Linked DNA regions of Homo sapiens: region 2 is linked to region 1. A link is a loop called in an ENCODE intact Hi-C map of the cell type or tissue named here. Cell type or tissue: tibial artery. All regions are shown on one strand. Each heading gives the region's core, and the rest is flanking DNA. Links, peaks and the distances in the headings are about the cores only.

What was found. A loop is a pair of places that touch in the nucleus more often than their neighbours do. Peaks named below come from ENCODE experiments on the same cell type or tissue, not always from the same donor. Only the 100,000 strongest peaks of a DNase experiment are listed, where the experiment ranks them.
Region 2: a loop joins it to region 1, with 2.0 times the contacts of the local background. A loop is called at or near these places in 40 of 110 quality-filtered maps.

What each region holds. Positions count from the first base shown.
Region 1 is chr1:67,130,897-67,140,104 of GRCh38, reverse strand. It overlaps C1orf141 (chromosome 1 open reading frame 141), which reads left to right and starts at 5,135. Exons shown (of 8, transcript NM_001276351.2): 1 at 5,135-5,175; 2 at 8,878-8,963. It also overlaps a transcript of IL23R not described here. RefSeq lists an enhancer at 2,392-2,902. In tibial artery, for the core only: no CTCF peak of the experiment used is centred there; no DNase peak of the experiment used is centred there; H3K4me3 peaks cover 641 bases.
Region 2 is chr1:67,058,407-67,067,614 of GRCh38, reverse strand. No RefSeq gene overlaps it. Among named protein-coding and RNA genes, the nearest start is that of SLC35D1, 8.9 kb to the right of the region's middle. In tibial artery, for the core only: no CTCF peak of the experiment used is centred there; a DNase peak (open chromatin) is centred at 3,353; H3K27ac peaks cover 466 bases.

The sequences.
Region 1 (9,208 bases), core at 510-8,509:
ATGGAGACTGAGAAGTGCAAGGTTGAGGGGCCACATCTGGTGAGGGACTTCTTGCTGCTGGGAGGTCTCTGCAGAGTCCCACGGTGGCACAGGGCATCACATGGTGAGGGGGTTATGCTTGCTCGCTTAGGTTTCTCTTCCTTTTCTTATAAAACCACCAATCCCACTCCCATGATAATCCATTAATCTGTTAACCCATAATTCATTAATCCATTCATAAGGGCTCTGCCCTTATGACCCAAGAACCTTTTAAAGGCCCCACCAAGCTGGGTGCAGTGGGTCTTTCCTGTAGGACAGCTACTGGAGAGGCTGAGGTAGAGGATGCCTTGGGTCCAGGAGTTTGAAACTAGCCTAGGCAACATAGCAAGACTTTATCTTTATTTTAAAAAATATAAATTAAGGCCTCACCTCTCAATACTGCCACACTGGAGATTAAAGTTCAACATGACTTTCGGAGGGGACAAATATTCAAACTGTAGCAGATGCTATACAAATGAATATGTTTACTGTTGTGATCTTTAAAAACATAAGTAAATATTAAGTTGTGGTCTTTAATAGAAGAAAAAGACTTATGGGGAAAAAGCCTAGGACTGAAGAAGTCAAATTTTTGTGAATATGAGTTTTCTTAGAACTTATAATCAAGTTCAGGTAGCAGTTTTTGAGCTATGTTGTGTGGACTGTGTGGTGACAGGGAGAGTGCTGGAGGCATAGAAACATAATGAACGTTTCATGTACCTGCTTTTTGCTAGGCACTGTGCTTGGCCTAGCAAAAGTAAATGACTGGTAAATCATTTACTTCTCAGACCAGCCCTCTGAGATAGTTAATCTATCCATTTTATGGTTTCCTTTCATTTGACAAATATTTGTTGAGCATATTATCAGTCTCTAGGCTTACTTCTATAGAAAAATAAATCAGACTGGTTTATACACAAAGAGAACTTACTGGATCATGTTAGCTGAAGAGGTCTAGAGTAGCTCTAAGTTCAGTGATCGCTTGACCCTGGGCTCAAATGATACTGCCCAGGTCCAGCTCTCAGTTTTCTTCCCCTGGATTGACTCCACTCTTAGGATCTTCATAGTGGCTCCCATAGCATAAGGCTCAAATTGTCATAACAGGCAGACTAGAAGAGGAAGTCTTCTTCCCTGAAGGCTCAAAGTCCCGGAATAAAATTGTCTGGGCCCTGACTGGCCTCCCATTAGTCACCTGCTTCTCCCTGAGCCAGTCACTGTGGTCAGGGTGTTGTGATCTCATTGGCCTAACATAGATAACTTTCTCCATCCTTAGAACCAGGGGGCTGCAGAAGTTCTGAAGTCCCTGTGCTGAGGGAACAGCATGAAAAGACACAGATATAAAAAGCCCAAAACTTTGTGAAAATTCCCATTAAGTTACAAGGTAGTCACTTTCTGTACCATGGGTTTGCTGAGATAAAGCTAGAAAGACAATCAGAACTCAGTTCAACATAGAATGGGCTCAGATGGTAGAAGTTCTATATTCTATGCTGCATGGTTTTGACTGAATTTGGAAGGGAATGTCAAGCCTAGGAAGGAAACAAAGGGAGAAAAAAAACACACACACAAACAAGAAAGAATCCCAGGGTACAATGATATTTACAGCAGGCAGAGGAAGAAAAGTAGGAGAGAGTTGTGTAATTGAAGCCAAGGGAAGGGAATGTTTCAAAGAGCCAGAAGTAAAACGTGTCCAATTCAGAAGAATTGTCAAGTAACATAGGACCTGAAAGACGTCCATTGGATTCACAAATAAAAGAGACAGAAGGTCATTAAGTGACCAACTAGCACATTATCTAGAATAAGAGAAGTAATGGGCAGAAGGGATAACAGGTAGTGATCAGAGAGGACCTGTTAGAGCTTAATATTTCAGAGTTAGGGGATAATGAAGTAAAGATAGCTTTAATCTGGAAAGATAATGAGTTTTGAGGCAAAACTATTGGCTTAATGGATTTATTATGGAAAGGAACATTGGGAAAGTCCCCAAATCTGTAAAAGTGAGAAATGCCTGGGAATTTGTTAGTAAATATGTATGGGGAGATAGTTGTCATTAACCTCAGAAGAGGCAGCTTTTCCTAAGGAAGAAGAAACTTAAAGATGTGAAAGGAACATTAGGAATGGTGAAGAATACTGACACTTCTCCCAGGCTTCATGGTTTGTGTAGGGCAAGGGAAAAAAAATGCTCTTTTCTCAAGAGAGGACAGAAGGCAGGGGTGGAGAATCACAGGCTTTTCACCATTTGGGGATGATTAAGTACAAATTTTGATACTTTCTAAACCTAGTAGGTATATAGTAAAGAATTTATAGGAAAGACTCTCTTGCCCAAAGAAAAGAAAGTCCGGCCTTTGCCCTTGCCTTCTGAGATATAATCTCTGGGCCCTAGGAATGTTATGCCTGATAGAAAGAGCTTTATTTGCCTGGAGACCTTGAGTCATATGAGATAGTCTAACAATGTGATTTAGGATGGGGAGGTGGCCACACCTGCATAGTCTTAGAGTAGGGACTGGCCACTCCAGAAAGATCAACAATGTGACTTAAGGCAAGGGCTTTGGGTCACGTGGTATCCATCAACTTGGAGATAGAGATTAACCATGTGGTTAATCAACCGATTATGCCTGTGTGATGAAGCCCCACTACAAACTCTGAACACAATGATTGGGTGAGCTTCCCCGGGTGGCAGATCTCCATGTGTGCATTGTCATTCAACAATGCTAGGGAGTAACCTGTCCTGACTCCACAGGAAGAGGACAATAAAAGCTCCACATTTGTTATTTCGGGACTGACTCTGCCCTGTGAACTTCTTTCCTTGGCTAGTTGTAATCTGTAACCTTTCCCTGTAATAAACTATAACCCTAAATACAATAGCTTTCAGTAAGGTCTGTGAGTCTTTCTAGCAAATTATCGAACCTGAGGGTTCTATTCAGGGTTTTGACGGCCCCCTGAACTTGGTGTCAGAAGTAAGGGCAGTTTTGGGGAATGTGCTTTCTAACTTTGTAGTTGGCCTACTTCAAAGGAAGCAGGAAAAAGTCTGCAGATTTTATTTTCTTTGTTTTCTTATAGTATACAGTTTATATTTTAAGAAATCTGTATACTTTTAAAATAAAACATTCATTAGGCTCCTTTACCCAGTATTTATCTATAATAGGTTCATGAACTCATTCAGTAAATACTGAATTTAACTGAGAGCAATTAAAGTAGTTAGGAAAAAATCCACTTGAATTCTTTTTTGTGTACATTTACCAAACATTTGTTATTAAAGAGAAAATACTTTGTACTTTGTGTTATATTAATAATTGTATTACTAATTATAAGATGCTGGGCAAATCACATAGTTTCTTTGAATTTCAGTCAGGTCTTTTCTAAAATCAAAGATAATACCCTTTCCATAGATACGAATTAAGGTTTAAGAATGAAAAGTAAAGGATGAAATTAGAACTATTTTAAAGTTGTAGCCTAGTACCTGACATGCAGAACGTGTTCCATAAATATTAACTGAGATAATGATAATATTCTAAGAATTTCATAAGATTCATGCTTTACAAATTTTATTGACTGAAGATTAATGAGTAGCTAACGTTTCTGAACTGAATTCTTAAGAAGCTAATTTTCACCTCTGTACAAATTTTTGAGCTGAAGGTATTACAACAATCTTAGACAAATCACCACTATCAACTAGATTCCAGTTATCAATTCCATACAAACCATTGTTCCTGAATGTATATGGCTTAAAAAATATAATAGAATCAAGCTACCTTGGCCAGTCGCAGTGGCTACTCACATCTGTAATCCCAGCACTTTGGGAGAACAAGGCAAGAGGATCACTTGAGACCAGAAGTTCAAGACTAGCCTGGGCAACATAGTGAGACCCCTGTCCTTACAAAAAAATAAAAATAAAAAAATTAGCCTGGCATAGTGGCATGCACCTGTAGTCCTAGCTACTAGGGAGGCTGAGGTGGGAGAACCACTTGAGCACAGGCGATTGAGGCTGCAGTGGGCTATGATCACACCACTGTGCTCCAGTCTGGGCAACAGAAAAGAATCAAACTACCTTCTACTTTTAATGATTGTATTTTTGTTTTTTAAATATTTGAAATAAATTGATTCCAGTGTTTTCATGCATTGACTATTAATATCAATTTCTAGCCAAATTTGGATTGCTACATAACTATACTTTTTTTTTTTTTTTTTTTTTGCAGTTTTGCCATTGCCACTAGCACAGACTTGTGATGATTAATTCTGGTGCTTTTTTTCCTTTTCTTCTCACAGATGTTGAAGTGCTGTTTTTTAAAGCTTTTCCCCCTATTTTGATGCATCAGATAAGGTACATTCTTGGAATGATGAACAACCCCTGACTTAAAATGTAACCAATATTGTGAAATTCCCCATCATTTTAAATTAAATACAAGCTGTTTTCAAGTCAGTCATTTTTAGATTATGGCTCTAAAAATAAATGATTCCCATGGCCTTAGTGCATTTTCTGCTCACACAAGTGAGCAATAAGGACAAATGGTTCCTTAGGATACAGTAAATACAGCAGAATGTATGTCAGTGTATCTCCATTATGTCTCATAAAAATGCTAAGTGGTATGTGTGTGTGCAGCCAAGTCTGCTACACAACTTGCGTAATACAGTGGTGATTTTACTAACCACACGGGAGGTTTCTTGGCCTTGGAAATAAGAATGGTTTTTTGTTGTTGCTGTTTTTAATATCATAAGCCATGAAAGCAATCTTCCATCAAATATTCAAATATAAACTGTTGACTTCCATTCAGACCTGCAAGCTGTATGGTGGACTTTGTAAGCTTCTTTTTGAAATTCGATGTTTCCAGGAAAGCACAAAAGGAGAAAGGAGGTACAATAAGGGGAAACAAAGTCACTGTTCCCCAGTTCTTTTTACTTGATCTTCTTCTTTTACTTGACTCTCCTTCCACTCCTTCAGCATAATCGGTTTTAATATCCGTAAGCATCTGGGGAGTCACCTGGGCTTTTAGTGACAAAAGTCTGTGGGCGAAGCCCCTCTGAGAAGAGAACTCTGCTCTCTAGGCCTTTCAGAGGTAGGCAGAGCTCGGCAACCGGTTTCTACGGACCGAGGACGCGTTGCTAAGGGACTGAAGGGTGGGGGCGGGGCGAGTAACCCGCGGAGCCAGAAGAGGGAGGAAAGGAGATGAGGTTTGTTTCAGGGTGCGGAAGGGTTGGAAGAGTTGAAAATCAAAATTTGCATGAGGGTGGGAGGCGAAATAGGAAAAACGTCGTTTTACATAAACGGCCTTTCTGTCCCCGGAGTCGGTGGGACGTTCTCCAGCGGGGCCTGGACCGGGAGAGTGTGGTTGAGGTCAGGCAAGTGTGGGACCGCGGCGAGAGGCGAGCCCGGGGGGCTCTTCCAGGTTCGCGGAAGAACCCTTTGCATCTTCTAAACTAAATATTAATGAGCTTCCTCAATGTTGCCCTTAATTTTGCTTTCCCATGAAACGACCATAGGCATAGAGCGTTTGAGTCGGGCTTCCTATGTTTCCAGCGAGATGGAGGCACCTGGGGGAAGGTGACTCGGGGCCGGGCAAGAGATGCGAGAGGCTCTGGGGGCCGCTTAATTGATACATTTCCAAATTGACGACTCCCAACATCCTGGAATGGATGGTGGAAGCTGATCGCCCCTGCGGTAATTGTGCTGCGATTTCGAGCTGGCTAATCAATTCTTGCAATCATTATCTGATTAGTCGCCCACAATAATACTCCACAATCCACGTACATCATAGTTTTAAAATTCCTTAGTAGTTTTTCTTAGAAACTTCCCTTCCAGGCCGGCGCGTTGGCTTACGCCTGTAATCCCAGCACTTTGGGAGGCCAAGGCGGGCGGATCACTTGAGGTCAGGAGTTAGAGACCAGCCTGGCCACAGTGGCGAAACCCCGTCTCTACTAAAAATACAAAAATTAGCCGGGCATGGTGGTGGGCGCCTGTAGTCCCACCTACTGGGGAGGCTGAGGCAGGAGAATCGCTTGAACCTGGGAGGCGGAGGTTGTAGTGAGCTGAGATCGCAGCCACTGCACTCCAGCCTGGGTGACAGAATCAGTGAGACCGTCTCAAAAATAAAAATAAATAAATAAGGGACAAGAAAATGCATAATGCGGAACTAAGCACATAGGTCGGGTTTTTAAATTAGTTCTCAGTGCCTGGGCTGTACTAGCTTGCTGGGACTGTCATGACAAAACATCATAGACAGAGTGGCTAAACAACAGAAATTTGTTTTCTTACAGTTCTAGACACTAAAAGTTGGAAATGGAGAGGTGGGCAGGGTTGTTTTCTTCAGAGGCCTCGCTCCTTGGCTTGGGGTGGTGGCTGCCTTCTCACTGAATCTTCACAACGACTTTCCTCTGTGTATCCTCGGTGTCCCAATCTCCTCTTCTTATATGACACCAGTCATACTGGCCAGAGGCCTACCCTAACAACCCCATTTTAACTTTACTCTTTAAATGCTGTATGTCCAAATACAATCACAGTCTGAGATCCTGGGGCCTAGGACTTCAACATACGAATTTAGGGGCAACATAATTCAGCCTATAATATGGGCCATTTATCAACATTTTAGATTTAAAGAAAAAAGATTCCCCTAAGTCTATCCTTGGAATGTGAGATGGAGATAACTCAGCCAGTTATCTAATTATTGAGTAAACATTAATCATTTAACAGATGAAGTGAGTCCCTACTGTGGTCTCAGTAGTGGACTGTGTCAGATAAGAGTGTAAGAAGTGGCCTCGTCCTCAAGGAGTAAGCATTTGAACTGATAAAGCCACATAATGGAAGTGAATTTTAATTTAAGCCTGCATTTTCTAGATAATTTCTCAGGCCTTTAGTTTGTAACTTTAGAGATTCTTAGTTTTCCTGAGTTGTTTAGAACTTGCTGAAGAACTCTTCTCAGCTGAGCCTATTATATTGACGACACTGGGTTTTGTTATTTTTTGTTTGTTTGTTTTTAGTCCCAAAGGTGCTGTTAAAATAAAATTGTTCTCTTAAAATATTTAAGACATTTTTATTTTAGATATGACTTAGTCTCTGATATGCTAATAATATTGACCTACAATTTTTGTTGAGAGCAAGTTTTTGCAGTGAGGCCTGTAGATGATTCACTGTGAGAGTAATTGGGAATTCATTCTGCCCCAATTGGCATGGCCTCTATTTCATTGTGTTCTTTAAAAACAAACGAACAAACAACAACAAAAAACTGTCACTACTGTGCTAGAAATTAAGAACATAAATCCAAGTTTCCTTTCAAAACAATTTTACCAAGTTTAGATTGGCAATAACCCCATTTTATAATAATACACTCAACTTTTTATTTCATCTTCCAGTAAATCATTATGAAGTAACATCATTTATTACAGATAAACTAGGATTACTCTTCCTAAAAATTTATATTCAGAGACATCTCCAAATTAAATTGTAATTTTCAAATCCCCGTTAGATGTAAAACGCTTTGCCTGAGGCTGAGAGTCGGAGGTGGATAAGTCAATTCTTGCTTCAAATGAGCTTTCAACCCAGTAAGGAAGAGATCTGTCAAAGAGTAAACCTCTTTTTTTTTTTTGAAATGGAGACTCGCTCGTCACCCAGGCTGGAGTGCAGTGGCACGATCACACCTCACTGCAACCTCCGCCACCTGGGTTCAGGTTATTCTCCTGCCTCAACCTCCAAAGTAGCTGGGATTACAGGCGTGCGCCACCATGACCAGCTAATTTTTTTTTGTATTTTTAGTAGACACAGGGTTTCACCATGTTGGCCAGGCAGGTCTCGACTCCTGACTTGAAGTGATCCACCTGCCTCAGCTTCCTGAAGTGCTGGGATTACAGATGTGAGCCACCACGCCCAGCGAGTAAACCTCTTAAAACCTGGTGTAGTGGCTCTTGCCTGTAATCCCAGCTACTCAGGAGGCTGAGAGGCTGGAGGATTGCTTGAGGCCAGGAGCACACAATAAATAGACTGTCACCGAGACAAGGAATGAGACAATGCCAAGGAAAGTTTCATAGAAGAGGTAGTCATGACTGGGCACTGTAATCCCAGAACTTTGGGAGGCCGAGGTGGGCGGATCACAAGGTCAGGAGTTTGAGACCAGCCTGGCCAATATGGTGAAACCCCATCTCTACCAAAAATACAAAAATTAGCTGCGTGTGGTGGCGGGCACCTGTAATCCCAGCTACTCAGGAGGCTGAGGCAGGAGAATCACTTGAACCCGGGAGGTGGAAGTTGCAGTGAGCCAAGATTGTGCCACCGCACTCCAGCCTAGACTGCGAGACTCCATCTCAAAAAAAAAAAAAAAAAAAAAGAAGAGGTAGTCTTCATACCATATTTCATAAAGAGTAGGCTTTTGACTGGAAGACATGTGGGAGAACATTCTGAGTAGAAGGAAATGCAGGAGTGAATGGTGTGCTTGAGAAAAGGGCAGGACGTGTCCAGGAAGTAAGAGTGGTAGAAAATGGTGGAACAGAAAGGGGAAGGAGGAATAAACTAGAAAGGTGGGCTGAGCCAGATCCTGGACTATCTTTTCTTGGATGGTCTCATATGTCATCTGAAGAGTTTGGGTATTCTTCAGGTTATGAGAGCAAGCCAAGGTTTGTGGGCTGGAACTGGTCCTGATCAGTGTCCTGTTTAAGAAAGACAGCTCTGATGGCATTGCGTTTGTTTGTTTTTGGTTTTTGAGAAGGAGTCTCACTCTGTCACCTAGGCTGGAGTGCAGTAGTGTGATCTTGGCTCACTGCAACCTCCATCTCCCGGGTTCATGGGATTCTCCTGCCTAAGCCTCCAGAGTAGCTAGGATTACAAACATGCACCACCATGCCCAGCTAATTTTCTTTTCTTTTTTTGTATTTTTCTTTTTTTAATAGATTTCATCATGTTGGCCAGCCTGGTCTCAAACTCCTGACCTCAAGTGACCCGCCTGCCTCAGCCTCCCAAAGTGCTGGGATTACAGGTATGAGCCACTGCGCCCAGCCCATTTAATATCGTCTTGATTCATTTTGCATTAAAAGATTAGTAGTTAGTTTATGCAAAGTAGTTGGGGAACACCATCATATTAGTACTGATGTTCCTTTGCTCTCAGCATTTATTTGAGGAGACACAAAATAGGCCCTTGATGAACTTATGAAATATAATGATGAAAGCAAGCAAGTTAATCTATAGTGTTTCCTCACCTCCACTTTTTCCCAGGGCCATTTA
Region 2 (9,208 bases), core at 346-8,345, 72 kb after region 1:
AGTAGGGATGCCCTGGGCCCAGCCCATGAAACCATTTTTCCCTCCTAGGCTCTGGGCCTGTGATGGTGGGGGCTGGGGTCACTGCTATGAATGTCTCTGATATATCCTGGAGACGTCTTCCCCATTGTCTTGGTGATTAACATTTGACTCCTCGTTACTTATGCAAATTTCTGCAGCCAGCTTGAATTTCTCCCCAGAAAATGGGGTTTTCTTTTCTATAGCATTGGCAGGCTGCAAATTTTCCAAACTTTTATTCTCTGCTTCCTCTTGAATGCTTTGTTGCTTAGAAATTTCTTTCCCCAGATACCCTAAATCACCTCTCTCAAGTTCAAAGTTCCACAGATCTCTGGGGCAGGGGCAAAATGCTGTCAGTCTCTTTGCATAGCAAGAATGACCTTTACTACAGTTCCCAACAAGTTCCCCACCTCCATCTGAGACCACCTCAGCCTGGACCATTGTCCATATCACTATCAGCATTTTGGTCAAAGCCATTCAACAAGTCTCTAGGAAGTTCCAAACTTTCTGACATTCTCCTGTCTTCTTCTGAGCCCACCAAACTGTTCCAACCTCTGTTTGTTACCCAGTTTCAAAGTCACTTCAACATTTTTGGATATTTTTACAGCAGTGCTCCACTCTCTGTGGTACCAATTTACTGTACTAGTCTGTTCTCACATGCTAATAAAGACATACCCAAGACTGCATAATTTATAAAGGAAAGAGGTTTAATTGACTCACAGTTCCACAGAGGCTGGGTAAGCCTCAGGAACCTTACAATCATGGCAGAAGCAAATGGGGAAGCAAACACATCCTTCTTCACATGGCAGCAGCAAGGAGAAGTGCCAAACAAAAGGGGGAAAGGCCCCTTATACATCAGATCTTGTGAGAACTCACTCACTATCATGGGAGCAGCATGGAAGTAGCCACCCCCATGATTCCATTACTTCCCACTGGGTCTCTCCCACAACATGTAGGGCTTCTGGGAACCATAGTTCAAGAGGAGATTTGGGTGGGGACACAGCCAAATCATATCAGCATGTTTTTTAATGAAAAAACACAAAATTCATCATCAAATTCATAGAGATTTTCTCCTGTTTTCTTCTAGAAGTTTTATGGTTTTAGGTTTTACATTGAGACCTATGATCTATTTTTAGTTAATTTTTATATAAGCTGTGAAGTATATGCTGAGGTTCCTTTCTGGCATATGAACATCCAACTATTCCATCACTATTTATGTAAATGACTATTCTTTTTCCATTGAAATTGTGTGCCTTTGTCAAAAATTAGGCAACCATATTTGTGTATTTATTTCTGGGTTCTCTATTCCACCCCACTTATCTATATGAATATCCTTATGCTAGTACCACAGTCTTAATTACTGTAGCTTTATAGTGACTCACGAAATTGGGTAGTGTGGGTTCTACAAGTTTTTTCTTCTTATTTATAATTTTTTGATCATTCTATTTTCTTTGTCTTTTCATATACATTTTAGAATAATCTTGTCATTATCTATAAAAAATCTTGCTGGAATTTTGATAGGAATTACCTTAAAACTGTAGATACATTTGGAGAGAATTAATATCCTAACAATATTGAGCATTTCTATCAATGAATAGTATAGCTCTTCATTTATTTAGTTCATTCATTTCTTTTTCCAGTTTTGAGAAGACCACTTCGATAAGGAGACATTTGAGTTAAGACCTGAATTAAGTGAGGAAGTGAACCATCTGTAGAAAGAGTGTTTCAGGCAGGCAGTATAATAATAAGTGCAAATAGTGTTTCAGGCAGGCAGTATAATAATAAATGCAAAGGCCCTGAAGTAAAGTGTGGTTGAAGTAGTCTAAGAACAGTAAGGAGGCTAGAGGAGGAGGTGGGAAATTCTTGTTTGATTCCTGGTAGCATTACTCCAACAATTATTTCTTCACCCCAGCAGCAGCAAAGTCTTCCCATAGCAGTAGCTGAATGGAGTTTGTAGTTCTTCTTGAATTTGCAGAATTAGCCTCATTACCACACCACCCCTGCCACCTCCCTTACCACCCTCATTAGTGAACAGCACCAGCCAGTGGAGTGGAGTGAAGTGGTGTGAAGAGGAGTAGAGGATCTTATCACAAAAGTAACAAGAGGCCAGATTATATAAGGTCTTACAGCCACTGTAAGGCATTGAATTTTATTCAGAGAAAGAACAGAAGTGATTGAATGTTTTTGAGCAGAGGAGTGATATCTGACTTATCTTTTAAAAGATCATTGAGTGCTGTGTGCAGAAAGGATTGATGGGAAAATATGAGTCCAAGATGGAAGCAGGGAACTAATGATGAGACAATTACAATATTTCAGCAAGAGCAGATGGTGGCTTGGACTAAGGCATGAGTACAGGAAGTAATAAATGTTGGAATATAGATCTATTTTAAAGATAGCACTGATGTGAGTTGCTGAGGGTTAGATGTGGGCTGTGAGAGAAAGAGAGGAATTAAAGGTTTTTGTTCCAAGCAACTAGAAGGATAGCATGTCCATCAACTAAGTTGGCGAAGACTGTGAGAGTAGAGGTTTCCAAATTGTTTATCTAGTTTAGAATGAATAGGCAGGGGAAAAAAGATTCTAAAATATTTATTAAATATTTATTAAATTTTAAGTACAGAATCTAAGAACCTGCATCATACATCTTAGTACATTCTAATAGCAACCATCCGGGATAAACAGCAGCCTATGCATTATGGCTTGAATGTGAATGGTGAGGGTAAGGCAATAGGCAGAGGGGAGGAAAATAATATTTTAATTAGTAACTCCAGTTATTATGCCTCTAAAGGAGCATGTAGGAATGATATCTGGGGCTCAGGAAGACCTCACTGAAGATTATGTACTTTACTTGAGACTTAAAGGAGTTAGCCAGAGGAGGAAGTTGGAGTTTGTAGGAATGGGAGGTTAGTCCATAAGCCAAGTGATGAACAGATGCAAAGGTCCAAGAATGAGAAGATGTGTTTGACAAAGTAAAAGAACAACAAGCATAAATAGAGAAGGGAGAGCAAAATTGAGAGTATTGTGAAATAAAGCAGGAGATAGATTTTATTCTAATAACCAGATCTGCATTTTTCTTTTTTTTGAGATGGAGTCTCACCCTGTTGCTTAGCCTGGAGTGCAGTGGTGTGATCTTGGCTCACTGCAACCTCCACCTCTGGAGTTCAAGTGATTCTCCTACCTCAGCCTCCAAAGTAGCTGGGATTACAAGCATCCGCCACCATGCCCAGCTAATTTTAGTATCTTTAGTATAGATGGGGTTTCAGCATGTTGGCCAGGCTGGTCTCAAACTGCCGAACTTGTGATCTGCCAGCCTTGGCCTCCCAAAGTGCTAGGATTACAGGTGCGAGCCACGTGCCTGGCCCAGATCTGCATTTTTACAGAATGAATTGGAGAGGAAGAGTCATCTATCCTGAAGACTAGTTAGGATGTCATTGCAGACATCTTGATAATGATGGCTATGGTAGTGGATTCAGACTTGAGAGATATTTAGCAGCTTATATATGGCAAGTTAGAAGAGACAGGTTCTGAGAATGACTACTAGACTTCTAAGGTGGCAACTTGGCATATGGCGATATGTTTACTAAAATGGGTGTGCCACATATTAATTGTCTCTCAGCTGGAAACCTACTCTTCTATATTCTACTTTGTGAAGCTGATGCTTGTATTTTGCAAAACACATTTCTGCTTTGCTGGCTGGCTCTACGTAAACTCTTCCATACGTGGCACTAGAGGGATACTGGGTAGCTGGAGGAGGAGAAAAGAAATGCTTTTTCCCATGTGCTTCCTAGTAGCCTCAGTCTAGCAATGATTCTTCGTCCCAGAAGTAGCAAGTTCTTCCCTTAGCAGTAGTTGAATTCAGTTTGCAGTTTTCCCTAAATTTAGAGAACAGCCTATATCACAACACTGTGTTCCCGTTCCACTCCCCCTCCTACCCTTCCCGCCCCTACTCCCCTCCCACCCCACGTGACACTAAGCCCACAGCACTAACCAGATAGTGCTCTCTCTTCAAAGGTCTGAATTTCAGGCTTATGGGGATCCTCTTTTGAACCCAAAGACCCTAGAATCACTTGAGCAGCATTTCTTCCTCAGAAATCTTGAGTTTTAGCTATTGGAGTTCCCCTTCTAAGTTTCTAAGTTTTGATAATTCTAGCCTCTTTCCTTTGTTCCCTCAGCCCTTCCTGCAGTTGCTACCTCCACGATACCTTATGGTTTGGGGGGCTTTTGAAGTGTTTCTTTTTAAACTTTCATTTACCTAGTTAACATTTTTTAATGTAAAATTATCTCTAATCAAATAACGTGTGGTTTCTGTCTCTTGACTGGACCTTGATTGATATAGAAATTGGTTCTAGAATAGACTTTAGAAGTTGGGATTTGGGATTTGTTTGGTTCTGTCCTTGAGCTTGAATGAAGTGCTGAGCTCCCCACTAATGTGAAATAAATTCTGGTAACCCATGTCATGCAGAAGTATCATGATTCATTAAATTGTCACCTGCAGTTAATTGTGATGATATTCCTACTGAACCAAGTGCCTTAGGAGCATGGGCCTGCTACATCTAACTGTTAGCAGTAGTAATGACTGTGAGGACTGTGGTGTGGGATAGATTCTTGAGTTTAATAAAACACATACAGAAAGAATAACAAACTCAGGTCTTTACATTCTTCATAAAGTCTCATTAGAGTGCCAAAATGATTCTATGGCAGTCCTAAAAGAATCTCTCTTTTCTTGCAGCCACAGGGCTGATATTGTTAAAAATAAAAAAAGGCTTAATAGGCCAGTTTACAATTTTTACAACATCAGTTGAATTTACAACCTTGCTAGGTCTCTCATGTAGAAGTTAAAAAAAATGGAAAGAAAATGACCCTAAAACTTGGAATGAGTACACATTTGTTTGGGCTTAAATGGGGTTAAGAATTTTGAATTGTCAAGTCATTTTGAGCCTCTTCTGACAGTGGGAGCCTCCTGTGTCTGACAGATTAGCCTTCTCTTGCTTGAAAACTCTATCCACTATACCCATAACTAGGTCAGATATCAACACACCCCAAAGAGCCAGCATGAAGTTTAACTTAGGAGGAAGCAGGTGGTAAACCAAAAGAATTGCAAGATTTTTCTAATTTATATCACCATCAACCTAGGGAATATGTATAGGAATGGAGCTTAAGGAAGATGAAATATAACACTGGATTCGGCCAAACGTATTGATAAGGGTGTACTTACCTGAGGTTCTGGATTTAATGTGTTGGCTCATGCAGGTGGAAGCATTCCAACAATTTAATATGTTTGTTTACTGACAGTTGGGCACAACAGCAGGGTCTATTTAATGAGGTTGAGATACCAGAACTTTCCATATTATAATGTTGAGGAAAAGATTCCAGTGCTTAGGGAAACAGGAATGGTGGAGCATATTTATCACATGTAATCTACACACCCATCCCTCAACATCCTTGAGAGAATCCAGAGGAAATCCCATAACTGACATGTGGAGAAACACACTTGTGTATAGACCATGTACATCCTTGAGAAGTTCTGTTGTGGCTGTGCTCTGTAAGCTAGGTATAATGGGAATTTTCAGTATTGAGATGGGCTCCGCAATTTAATAGAGATGTTGGAAGTTCTGGAGTATCAGAGGCAAGCAGTAGTACTTAACCACAGAAGACAAGGTAGGGGGCATATTTATTATAAAAGGAAAGCAGTAACATAGTGGTAATCATAGTTTTAAGCCATAGGAATTTTGGGCAGTATCCTATTGATTATAATGTCCCTAAGAATGAAATAGTTAGACAACCTAGTAAAATGGTCCTTAATCTCTATAACAGTAAAAACCAGACCTGACAGCAAAGAAAACTGACTGGAGTCTCAGAAATGGACAGTCACGGTCTTTTATTCAGTTTCCAGACCTAAGCCATGTACAATACGAGAATCTCTTGGATTGAAGGAGAGATCAGGTCTCTTTGAGGAAGGCCCTATATCATAGCCACAAGTGTATACTGTATATCTTCTTTCAAGTCTTCCTCAAAGGAAACTGCTGCCATTTACTAGGGTGACTGTGTAGTAACAAAAAGGAAATACCCAGACCTTTTGTGGGATTATCAAACACTGGCCAACCGATACTAATTCCTGGGCACTTACAGTCCTGCAGTCTACCAGTTAAACTGGGGGCTTATGTAGCGTCTTAGTCAGTTCAAGCTGTTTTAATGAAATATTACTGGGTAGCTTATAAACAACAGAAATTCATTTCTCCCAGTTGAAGGCTGGGAAATCCAAGATCAAGATGCAGGCTGATTTGGTGTCTGGTGAGTGCCTGATTTCTGGTTCATAGGTGGTATCTTCCAGCTGTGTCCTCACATGTTGGAAGGGGTAAAGGGTCTCTCTCAGGGCTCTTTTGTAAGGGTACCAATTCTTTTCATGAAGTCTTCACCCTCCTGACCTAATCACCTCCTAAAGACCTCACCTCCTAAAACTATCACCTTAGAGGTTAGGATTTTGTGAACATTGTCAGATTCAAAATGTAGTCACTTGTGTCAAACCCTAGCAAAATGGAGCTAGAGAAGGCTATGCTGGTAGGGCTCTCACACACAGTTTGCCTGATAACACAAACTATCACAGGACATTTTTCCAAACCACAGTTTACTACGTGAGTCACACAAAGACAGCTGGCAGCACAAGGACAGCTAGCCGCTTACACAAGAACACATGCCTGACACACTGACTCACAAACCCAATTCTAAATGTAAAGGCCTAACTGAAACTCCAAGATTACAAGTCCTTCCTAAGGACCACTGACATTCACATATCAAAACTCTTCAGCTCTTGTAAGATGCTGCCAGCACCAAAAAACTTTCTTTTAAAACAACTTGCATAAATCTCCTCTTTCTCCAATAAAATCCTAACCTTTTACTCTGTTCTCCATATATACTGGAGGCCATCCTGGTTTGTATATATGTCCCAAATTACAATCCTACGTCTTGTATACTATTCCCAAACAAAACCTTTTTACTTAGAGATTCATCTCTATTTTCACATGACAATTTCAATACATGAATTTGTTGGGGGACACACACATTTAGACTATAGAAGTGAGTCAGGTGATAATTGGAGACCTAGCCCAACTTTGAAACACGATGTGCTCAGTAGGTCCACAAATCCACTGTGTGTTTTTGTCTCCAGCTCTTGAATGTATAATTGGAAGAGACATATGTTTAGGCATAATAGATATGCTAGGCAGCTGGTAAAATCCTCACAGTGTCTGTGTGACCCATGGAATAAGGACCACGATAGTAGAAAGAGGAAGCCTCTGGAGCTTTCCTTCCCTTTCAGGACAGTACAAAAAAAGATATGCCACATCTTTAGAGGAGTTGCAGAGATTAGTGCCATCATCAAAGACTTGAAAGATGGATGAATCCTATCACATCTCCATTTAAGTCACCTGTTTGTCCAATGCAGAAGAGAAATCTTAGCAAATAACTGAGTGTGGTTATAAACTTAATCAGGAGGTGACTCCAATGTTAGTTGATGCTCCAGACGTAGTGTTACTAGGGCAAATCACCATGACATTTCCTGACACCTAGTGTGTAGCTATTAACATGGCAAATGTTTTGTCTCTATATTAATTTATAGGGTCCAACTAAAACAGTTTACCTCTTACATGTCAGGGCCAGCAGTATAGCATCATTGGATTGACATCCAATCTTTTACTCTTTGCCATAATATAGTTCACAGAGATCTTGATCATCTTAATATTCTCATACAAAATAAACTGGTTCAACACATTGATTAAATTATGTTGTTCAGATCTGATAAATGCAAAGTAGTAAGCATTTTGGATGGCAAAATAAGACAACTAGGATCTCAACTGTCAGGATTCATTACCTGATACAGTGAAGAACAATAGAGAAGCAGAATGTTGGAGTAAAAGGGATAATGACAAGATTAGTTTCAGGCATGTTGAGCAGCATAACAGAGAGTTATCCAAGTGAAGATATTCAGGAGGCAGTCAGACACATTAATCTGGAGTTAGAGAGAACATAAGTAATGTAGATTTGGTAAGCACTGGCAAACAATAAGTCATAACTGAAACCATGGAATGGAATGAGATTTAGTAAGAATACATAGAATAGAGAAGACCCAAGACTGAGCCCTGAGGAATGTAAAACTTTAAAGGTCTGTGAGAAGAGGAGGAACCAGCAAAGCAGGATGAGAAGGAGCAGCCAGAGTACGAGGAGAGGTTTCAGAGAGTATGGGGCTTCAGAAGTCAAGGGAAGAGGGTGTAGCTAAAAGAAGGGAGAATATCAGCAATGTAAATGCTGTAGAGTGGTCAAGCAGGAGGACTAAGAGTGCTCATTGGGTGTAGTCCCATGGAGGTCATGGGTAACTTTGCAGTGAACAGCTTCAGTGTATTGGAGGGGGTAAAACTAGTTTGGTGGGGGTTAAAGAGTGCTTGCAGGGTGATTATACAGAGAGCAGAACCACAGTAAATAGGTGGATAGTGAGGTCAATTCACTAAAATTGGAGATTCAAAGAAGCAACTTATTTGGGAGAGATTTATATAAAGTTCAGTTGTAAATACATTGAGCTTGAAATGTCTTCGTATTTCCAGTGCCTAACTTGGTGTCTGGTATGCTATTTGTGAATGAGTCATGATTGACTATGACTTCAACACATTACTGTTCCTTTATCCTGCTTATCCTTCTTCATAGGGTTGATAAACACTAAACTTGGTCATTGAAGAAAGCATTGACATTGCCAGAACGTCTTGTAAAAGTAGGTCTTGTCCATCTGCCCCAAAGGAGGCAGGAGTGTCCAGTGGAGGAACACAGAATAAATGCTAAACAGACCTAGGACCGAATCTGTACACAGTCACTTAGAGCTGTGGGATGCAGTGTATGTCTAATACTCCCTCTCAGCCCTTGTTTTCCTGTTTATATGTTGTTTCACCATACCTGCTTCTCACAGTGGTTAGGGTGAAATGAGATAATGAATTACAAGAGAAGCACATTGTGAGGCTCATCATCAGTGGACAATAAGTTCATTCTTTGCAGTCCAATGTAGAAAAGTACAAGGCACTGCAGAGAAGAGAAGCTCCATGCTGATTCTCAGAATTTTTAAAGTATTGTTCAAATAGGAAACATGTATGACCTTTGCTCCTTGACTATAAAGTAACCAGCTGTGCAGCACAGCAGGTCACTGGGTATGATCTAG